Regions from separate parts of the Homo sapiens genome. Here region 2 is linked to region 1. A link is a loop called in an ENCODE intact Hi-C map of the cell type or tissue named here. Cell type or tissue: Caco-2. All regions are shown on one strand.

Region 1 (5,000 bases):
ATCATACCACTGCACTCCAGCCTGAATGACACAGATCTTGTCTCAAAAAATAAAACACACATACACCAGTGTTGCAGGCACCAGTGAGTGCTAGAGCAGTGAGCTTTATTGTACATCTTTGGCCAGGCAAAGCACAGCAACCACACAGCACAGGGTCCATGCATGATCCCAAGTTGATGTGGTCTGTAATGCCTTTCCTTCACCGTCGCCTCTCTGCCATTTCTTTTGTGTTCTGAAGTTGTGAGCCCCATATGCTGACAAAAGATGTGCAAGGTTGGTCTGCTGTGAAAAACCAAAGGAAAACCTCATAGGAGATGTTTAATAAGTGCCATTGAGCCAGGCAAGGTGGCTCACACCTATAATCCCAACACTTTGGGAGGCCAAGGCAGGAGGATTGCTTGAGCCCAGGAGTTTGAGACCAGCTTGGGCAACATAGCGAGACCCCATCTCTACGAAAATTAAAAATTAATCAGGCTGGGCATGGTGGCTCACGCATGTAATCCCAGCACTTTGGGAGGCCGAAGCAGGCGGATCATGAGGTCAGGAGATTGAGACCATCCTGGCTAACACGGTGAAACCCCATCTCTACTAAAAATACAAAAACTTAGCTGGGCGTGGTGGCGGGCACCTGTAGTCCCAGCTACTCGGGAGGCTGAGGCAGGAGAATGGCATGAACCCAGGAGGCGGAATTTGCAGTGAGCCGAGATCGCGCCACTGCACTCCAGCCTGGGTGACAGAGCGAGACTCCGTCTAAAAACAACAACAACAAAAAAAATTAGGCAACGTGGCTCACACCTATAATCCCAACACTTTGGGAGGCTGAGGCAGGAGGATCGCTTGAGCCCAGGAGTTTGAGACCAGCTTGGGCAACGTTATGAGACCCCATTTCTACGAAAATTAAAAATTAGACATGGTGGCGTGCACCTGTAGTCTCAGCTACTCAAGAGGCTGAAGTGGAAGGATTGCTTGAGCCCGGGAGGTGGAGGCTGCAGAAAGCTGTGACCGCACTACTGCACTCCAGCCCGGGTGACAGAGCAAGACCCTGTCTCAGGAAAAAAAAAAACAAAAAAACAGCCACTGAGGATTGAGGAGCTTGAGGGAAATGGTCCAGGAAACAGAGGTGAAGACTAGCAGACAATTGGGGATTAGTGGTTGTCCTGTGACATTATAATATTAATAAGCATCCCTGAAGCCACCCAGGCTTGGCCAACAATTGTATGAATTATAATTGGAAGAAACCAGAGTAAAGATAGGTCTGACATCAGGACAAATGAAAGATGAGCCAACGACTGCCAATGGCCTTTGCCAGCAATGCTGTTCAGTGCGGTCTACACAACATCTGCTCCGACTCAGTGCGTTGGCCTCAGTTGATGCTCCTATTTCCAGGACCCCACGCCCTTGGGATATTCCTCGAACCCTGCTGGAGAAGAAGCTCGCCCGTTTCTTGATGTGGCGCTACTTTTCCGGCCTTAGGGAGTAAGCAAATTCATCAGAAGCCATTGCCTCACATTTCAGAGTCACCAGAGTCAAACTGGGGCTAACGAAGGTAGGTGGCTTGCTAAAAGTCACAGTCAAAGGCAGGGATGACAGCCAGGCCTTCAGTTATGCTAGCCCATGCACTTTCTCCAGCATTCCCTTGCCTCCCTCAGGAATCCCCGGGCCCCTAGCTAGCAGGTGAAGCTGGTTCCTGTACGGACCTTTCCTGCTGTGCACCATCACCGCCCATCTCACCCTAGAGGAGGCCTGCTGAGCATTTGCTTTAACAGCAGCCGTTACTCACGGGTAAGGAGCAGGTCACCTCGCAGCCCCACAGGAGCTGAGGTCAATCTTGCCTGCATCCCAGCCACACTGCCTCGTGCGACCTTCGGGAGACACGCATTAGCTCATTCACTCAACGAACACTGCCGAGTGCCTACTGTGGTGCCGGGTCCTGTGCTGAGGATACTTGAGGGAGAGAAAAGAGTTTGTAATCCCTGCTGTCAGGGCGCCTCCAGGTTAGAGGCAGAAATACTAACTGAATCATCTCGCTAATGAATATCCTATTACAAACTGAAATAGGTGCTCCAAAGAGCAGGAACACAGTTCAACAAATGCTATGTTAGAGGGGCCTGACCTGGAGGGCTGCTGGTGGGAAGAGGGGTCCCTGGGCTGGAACCTGGAGGAGGAGGGGGAGTTAACTGGCTGAGTGGAGACAGAAGAGCCTGGGCAACCCCACCCTTTGTGGACGACTGAGCAAGAGATATTCTCTGCAGGCGCGAGGGGCAGGGATTCACGATTTGTTCTGGGGGTGCCTGGGTGCAGACCGAGGCCGACAATTCAGTCGCCACACAAGAGGTCAGAAATATACTCGCTTCTTTCTCTTCTTTTCAGCACGATGGTGGCACAAGAGCTTCTTAGGAAACCCTCACCTTTCAAAAACAGTGATTACAGAAACTATGACACTGCAGATGTTTGTCAGAGCCACTGACACTCACCGAAGCTCAGGGGGCCCACGCAGAGGGAGACCACAGCACATTTGCTCTAGCAGCATTTTTATTTACAAACAGCAATGTCCATTGACTTTATTTATACCATAAAAAAGCCATTTACAAGCAAGAAACAAGAATTCAGAACAAAATTAAGCAGCACTGAAATATTCATGTCACAAATCTAAAACAAAGTGAATACAAGAGTAAAATATCATTTGAATAAATAGTCTTAAATTCATGCTATAAAATAATCCTTAATGGCAAGTTACTAGTTGATACAGCATCCGCTTAGCTAGCTTCATTTACTTCATATGGTGATGAAGTGTGGAGTTGTGAGGTTACCAGTTTATATTGCAAGATAATGACACTGTGTTAAGTCATTCAAATTGCTCAACCATTTATAACGGAAAAAAATGTTAGCCCTACTAATAAAAGTGGTGAGAGAGATGGTTTTCACATTAGGAAAATGGTCATTCTCAAACAAACCAGGTAAGTTTACCTCTTACAATAGTCAGGGCAGCAACCAAAGGCTTGGGCAGCAAGTCCAAAGGTTGAATTCACAGCATACTTGTCACTGAGGGGCAGCAAGAGGTCTGTGGACTGAATCTGCTACAAGGAGAGCCAGGCAAGGCTGACTCCAGGACTTGATCAAGAACTACAATAGCCCCGTCTGTGCCAGACTCAGGAAGGAAACCAGAGAAAGCAGGTTCTCTTCCGGGCCGAGAAGTCAAGCACTGGGCAGAAACAGTGGGAACACTCTGGCACTTACTGAAAAAGACGCATGTGACATGTGACAACCATTACAAATTTGGAACAATGTGAATGACTTTTCTGAACTTTTAGTTCAGTTGCACTGAGTAATATGAAATCTATGATTTATGAACTAGATAGTTTCATATAAAGAATTTACATAATTCCCCAATACTTTCATATATAAAATTTAATAAATAACCCTGACCAGTCTAGAAGCACCATTCAAGGGGCATGTGCCCTTGGAAAATAGTTTAGGTGTTGCATATTTGAGTCCCTTTCAGTGGAGGCTTCACAGGAAACCATTACAGAATTTAACAATAACGAGGACAACAACAACAAAAATCACAGTAACTAAGAGAAAAAGTTGATAAAATAAAATACATTGATCTCTTTAAAGTAAAGCTCATTCACATAGATGATTTTCCCCCCAGCCCTTGTTTCGTGTTCCTGCAAATTTTTCCTAGGGTCTAGGCTGTAAGAACAAAAATAAAAACAAAACCACACACAAAATACGCAGGTCTATATGGTCTGGGCTAAGGGAAAAACAAAGAGTTGGTTATATTTGCTATCATTAGAAAAGACATTTACTCATGCTCTGGAAGATTTAAAAATTATCATTTTCGTTCTACAGTATATTCTGCTCAACAGTGAACCGACAGTATCCTTTCTGCTGTTTAAAAAAAAAAACTAAACTAAAACAACAACAACAACAACAAAAAACACAACTGCCAAGGCAGGGCCAATTGGTTGGGAGGCTTTTTCCACTGACCAAAAAATTAACTTGTCTCCATATACTGTATTTACAAATATAATTTCTAAATGTATTTACAGCTTTAGTAGAAATTAGAGGGTAGAGAACTGATTAGAATGAAAATAACTGTTTAAAACCACAAACATTAGTAAAAGTATAAAATTCTTTGTCTTCACAGTTTGTAATAACAGGCTAAATATCTCTAGAAAAGGACGCTGTCACTGTCTTCACATTGTCTAATATTGAAAAGGTAGCTCAAGAAGAGACTCAATTATGAACAAGCCTATATGAATTCAGGATATATTTTACTGTAAAAGATTTCTTCACATATCACTTTATCTTAATTGATTTCTGCATCTGTTATAAATGAAACACCTAACCTAAAACTGTACAGAAATAGGGACTTTGCTTTCCAAAAAGAGTTGCTCTAAGGAGTTACACAGCGTACTTCGTCTGCGGAGACGTGAAGTGAACTTCAGGGAGAGAATGTTTCGGTTCTGTGGTCATGTTAATCCTCCTGACACATCCTCATGCGGCAAGGCACAATTAATTGCTGCTGCCCGATCTGAATGGAGTTAATCTCTCACCAGTCACACCCCTGGGAAGCATGACAGTGCGAACGCTCAGAGAGGCTACACAGCTCCGTGCTGGCCTAGGCGCTGCCTCCCTCGAAGCCCTGCGGAACTTTACAGTACTGTGTTATGGCTTGAGAATTCATTCTTAACACTGCGAGCAGTGGAAAGGGTAAAGTGTTAGCAACACGAATGGGAGCAAGTGGAACTTGCAAAATGTGGAATCATGATTCTTAGAGAGAAACTCAATCAATTTTCTGCCCCTTAACAGTCCCATTACAATGTTTGAACCTGAACTGTACAATCAAAGCAATGGATATTTTTGTCAAAGACAATTTTGGATAAGTCACTCTTTGGTAAACTCAAACCAGTTAAACAGATTCACAAATACAAAGAACTCCATGTAAATAAGGTTAAGACGGACAATGCCAAGAGCCAGGACGCTGGAAGTGCCCG
Region 2 (5,000 bases), 62 kb after region 1:
CTTTGGGAGGCCGAGATGGGTGGATCACCTGAGGTCAGGAGTTCCAAACCAGTCTTCAACATGGTGAAACCCCATCTCTACTAAAAATACAAAAATAAGCTGGGCGTGGTGGTGGGCGCCTGTAATACCAGCTACTCGGGAGGCTGAGGCAAGAGAATTGCTTGAACCCGGGAGGTGGAGGTTGCAGTGAGCCAAGATCAGTCCACTGCACTCCAGCCTGGGCAACAAGAGCGAAACTTCATCTCAAAAAAAAAAAAAAAAATTGGCTGGGCATGGTGTCATGAGCCTGTAGTCCCAGCTACCCAGGAGGCTGAGGCATGAGAATCGCTTGAGCCCGGGAGGCAGGAGGTTGCAGTGAGCTGAGATGGCACCACTGCACTTCAGCCTGGGCGACAGAGTGATGCGCCATCTCAAAAAAAAAAAAAAAAAAAAATATAAAAAGGAACCAAATGGAAAAAGCTGGAGCTGAAAAGTGCAACGATGCATTACGGGCTGAACTGCATTTCCCCTGCTGCCCCTCAGTTCACACATTGAAGCTGTAATGCCCTGTACCTCAGAGTCTGGCTATATTTACAAGTAGAGCCTTTAGGAGGTAATTAACCTAAATGAGTCCATTTAGATGTGCCCTAACACAGTATGATGGGTGTCCCTATAAGGTGAGATTTGGACACACACAGAGACACTAGGGATGCACAACCACGAAGAAAAGACTCTGTATGGGCCCAGTGAGAAGGAGGCTGTCTGCAAGCTGAGGAAGAAGGCCACAGAAGAACCCAAACCTGCTAACATCTTGATCACAGACTGCCCACTTCCAGAACTGTGAGAAAATACATTTCCATTGTTTAAGCCACCCAGCCTGTAGTATTTTGTTACGGTAGCTCTGCCAAACTAATACAAGCTGAAATTACTTGTTCATAAGAGGGGGTTCAATGGCATGCTTGAGCAGGCAGAAGGAAAAAAAAAATCAACAAACTCAAAGATAAGGTAAATAAAATCCAGTTGAGTAGCAGAAAGAAAGAAGAATGAAGAAAAATGGGCTGGGCACAGTTGCTCATGCCTGTAATCCCAGCACTCTGGGAGGCTGAGGTGGGAGGATCACTTGAGCCCAGGAGTTCGAGACCAGCCTGGGCAACATAGTGAGAACCTGTCTCTACCAAAAATACAATAGCCAGGCATGGTGGCATGCATCTATAGTCCCAGCTATACAAGAGGCTGAGGTGGGAGGATCACTTGAGTACAGGAGGTTGAGGCTGCAGTGAGCCATATTCACATCACTATACTCCAGCCTAGGTGACAGAGTGAGACCCTGTCTCAAAAACAACCACCACCACAAAAGAAAAATGAATACAACCTGAGGTGCCTGTGGGACACCATCATACATATCATGGGAGTTCCAGAAGTAGAGGCACAGAAAAGGGCTGAAAAACAATTTGAAGAAATATATAATGGTCAAACACTTCTAAAAACTGATAAAAGATTTGAATCTACACATTCAAGAAGCTCAACAAACTCTAGGCAGGATAAAGACACATTATAGTCAAACTGTAGAAAGAGCCAAAGCCAAAGAGAATCTTGAAAGCTGCAAGAGAGAAGCTCCTAGTCACGTAAAAGAGATCCTCACTAAAATTAACAGCTAATTTTTCATCAGAAACCATAAGCAGAAACCATATGGAGGCCATAGGCAGTAGGACAATCTATTTAAAGCGCTTAAAAAAAGAAATCTGTCAATTAAGATCTGGCAAAAGTATCCTTTCAAGAATGAAGGAGAAACTAAGACATTCCCAGAGAAACAAAAGCTAAGGATGTTCACTACCTGTAGACTTGCTCTACAAGAAATGCTAAAGGGGTCCTTCAGGCTGAGATAAAAGAACCCTAGACAATGAAAAGCCACATAAAAAAGCAAAGACCGCTGGTAAAGGTTAACTACTTATGTAAATATTAAGTCACCACTGGTTGGGCTCAGTGGCTCATGCCTATAATCCCAGCACTTTGGAAGGCCAAGGCAGGTGGATCATTTGAGTCAGAAGTTGTGATCAGCCTGGTCAACAAAGTGAAACCCCATTTCTACCAAAAAACCAAAAATTAGCCAGGCGTGGTGGTGCGCACCTGTAATCCCAGTTACTTGGGAGGCTGAGGCAGTAGAATCGCTCGAACCCAGGAGGTTGAGGTTGCAGTGAGCGGAGATTGCGCCACTGCACTCCAGCCTGGGCAACAGAGTGAGACTCTGTCTCAAAAAAAAAAGCCATCATTGTTGTACTTTTGGTTTTTAATTCTTTTGTTTCTATATGATTTAAAAGGCTAATGAATGCATAAAACAATTATAAATTTATGTTAATACACATTACACAATATATAAAGATATAATCAGTGACAATGACAACATGAAGGTGAAGGGACAGGAGATAACTTTGCTGTGACTGTACTAAACCTAAGTTGGTACTATTCAAGGTAAGTTGTTAAAAGTTTAAAATGTTAATTGCAAACCCCAAAGTAACTACTAAGGAAATAACTAAAAACATACACAAAAAGAAGAGAATCAAAATGGTTTACTGCCAAACAAACCCAAAACCCCTAAATAATAAAAAGTAGGATGGGGGCAATAATGGAAGAATTGAGGAATAAAAAACATGTAAGACATACAGAAAACAAATAGCTAAATTGTAAAGTGAATCTTTCCTTGTCAGTAACTGGATTAAAAAACGACTCATCTACATGCAGTCTACAAGAGACTCACTTTAGTGTATGTGCTGCCGAGGTGAGCATGAGACTCACTTTAGATATAACGACACAAAGAGGCTGAAAGGAAAAGGATGAAAAAAGATATTCCAGGTAAGCACAACAAAAAATGGCCTGAGATGGCTATATTATTAGAAATGATCGATTTTAAGTCAAAAAAGGTTACAAGAGACAAAGAATTATATGTTGAGTAAAAAGGTTCAATCTATCAAGAAAATATAACAATTATAAACATATACACACCTAACAAGATAACTCTAAAATATATGAAGTAAAAGTGGATAAAATTGAAGGAAGGAATAGACAGTTCTATAATAATAGGTGGAGACTCCAATACCCCACTTTCAAGAATTGATAGAAAAAAGCAGACAGAAGATCTATAAGGAAATAGAAGACTTGAACAACATTATAAACCAGTTAAGCCTGCTATAAAGACATATACAGGCATACCTCAGAGATATTGTTGGTTCAGTTCAAGAACACCGCAATAAAATAAACACCATAATAAAGTGAGCCACATAAATTTTGGTATCCCAGTGCATATAAAAGTAATGCTTACACCATACTGTAGTCTATTAAGTGTGCAATAGCATTATGTCTAAAAAAAAAAAAGTACTCACCTTAATTTAAAAATACTTTATTGCTGAAAAATGCTAACAATCATCTGAGCCTTCAGCCAGTTGTAATCCCTTTGCTGGTAGAGGGTCTTACCTTGAGTGGATGGCTGCTGACTGATCAGGGTGGTGACTGCTGAACGGTAGGGTGGCTGTAGCAATTTCTTTCTTTCTTTTTTGTTTCCCAAGATAGGGTCTCGCTCTGCTGCCCAGGATGAAATGCAGTGATGTGATCACGGCTCACTGCAGCCTTGACCTCCTGGGCTCAAGCAATTCTCCTGCCTCAGCCTCCCAAGGAGCTGGACTACAGGCATGCATCACCATGTTCAGCTAATTTTTGTATTTTTTGTAGACAGGGTCTCACCATGTTGCCCAGGATGGTCTTGAGCTCCTGGGCTCAAGCAATCCGCCTGCCTCAGCCTGCCAAAGTGCTGGAACTATAAGCATGAGCCACCGTGCCTGGCCTGCCAATTTCTTAAAATAGGACAACAGTGAAGTTTGCCACATCAATTGATTCTTTCACAAAAGATTTCTCTGTAGCATGCAATGCTGTTTGATAACATTTTGCCCACAGAACTTCTTTCACAACATTTGAGTCAATCTTTTTAAATCCTGCTGATGCTTTATCAATAAAGTTTATATTCTAAATCAGGGGTGTCCAATTTTTTGGCTTCTCTGAGCCACAGTGGAAGAATTGGACTGCACATAAAACACACTAACACTAACCATAGCAGATGAGCTTTAAAAAAAAAAAAAAAAAAAAAAATCTCGGCCGAGCATGGTGGCTCATGCCTGTAATCCCAGCATTTTGGGAGGCCCAGGCGGGCGAGCACCTGAGGTCAGGAGTTCGAGACCAGCCTGGCCAACATGGTGAAACCCTGTCTCTACTAAAAATACAAAAATTAGCTGGGTGTGGTGGTGGGCGACTGTAATCGCTTGGGAGGCTGAGGCAGGAGAACTGCTTGAACCCAGGAGACGGAGGTTGCAGTGAGCCAAGATCGTGCCATTGCACTCCAGCCTGGGAGACAAGAGAAACTCTGTCTCAAAAAAAGAAAAAAAATCTCATGTTTTAGGAAAGGTTATGAATTTGTGTTGGGTCACATTCAGAGCCATCCTGGGCCACAGGTTAGAAAAGCCGTCCTGGGGGCCACAGGTTAGAAAAGCTTACTCTAAATCCTTTGTTGTCAATAATGTTCACACCATCTTCACCAGGAGTAGAGTCCATTTCAAGAAACCATTTTCTTTGCTCATCCCTAAGAAGCAACTTCTCATCCACTCAAGTTTTACCATGCCTTTGCAATAATTCAGTCCCATCTTCAGGCTCCACTTCTAATTCTATTTCTCTTGCTATTTATTTCCACTACATCTCCAATTAATTCCTCCACTTAAGTCTTGAGCCCCTCAAAGTCATCCATGAGGGTTGGAATCAACTTCTGTTAAGGCTGATATTTTGATTTCCTCCCACCAATCACGAATGTTCTTAACGGCATCTAGAATAGTGAATCCTTTCCAAAACATTTTTTTTGTGTTTCTTTTTTTCTTTTTTTTTAAAGACAGAGTCTTGCTCTGTTGCCCAGGCTGGAGTGCAGTGGTGCGATCCCAGCTCACTGCAACCTCTGCCTCCTGCCTTCAAGCAATTCTCCTGCCTCA

The links. Hi-C counts contacts between places; a loop is a spot of excess contacts. Peaks named below come from ENCODE experiments on the same cell type or tissue, not always from the same donor. Only the 100,000 strongest peaks of a DNase experiment are listed, where the experiment ranks them.
Region 2: it touches region 1 in a loop (9-fold over the local background); 1 of 110 quality-filtered maps calls a loop at or near these places.

Annotation. Positions count from the first base shown.
Region 1 is chr9:126,883,393-126,888,392 of GRCh38, reverse strand. ZBTB34 (zinc finger and BTB domain containing 34) reads right to left here. Exons shown (of 2, transcript NM_001099270.4): 2 at 2,515-5,000. Among named protein-coding and RNA genes, the nearest start is that of ZBTB34, 25 kb to the right of the region's middle. RefSeq lists enhancers at 1,505-2,005, 4,243-4,818. In Caco-2, no CTCF peak of the experiment used is centred here; a DNase peak (open chromatin) is centred at 3,052.
Region 2 is chr9:126,821,276-126,826,275 of GRCh38, reverse strand. The region is part of intron 2 of ZBTB43 (zinc finger and BTB domain containing 43); the gene reads right to left. Among named protein-coding and RNA genes, the nearest start is that of ZBTB43, 19 kb to the right of the region's middle. In Caco-2, no CTCF peak of the experiment used is centred here; a DNase peak (open chromatin) is centred at 1,993.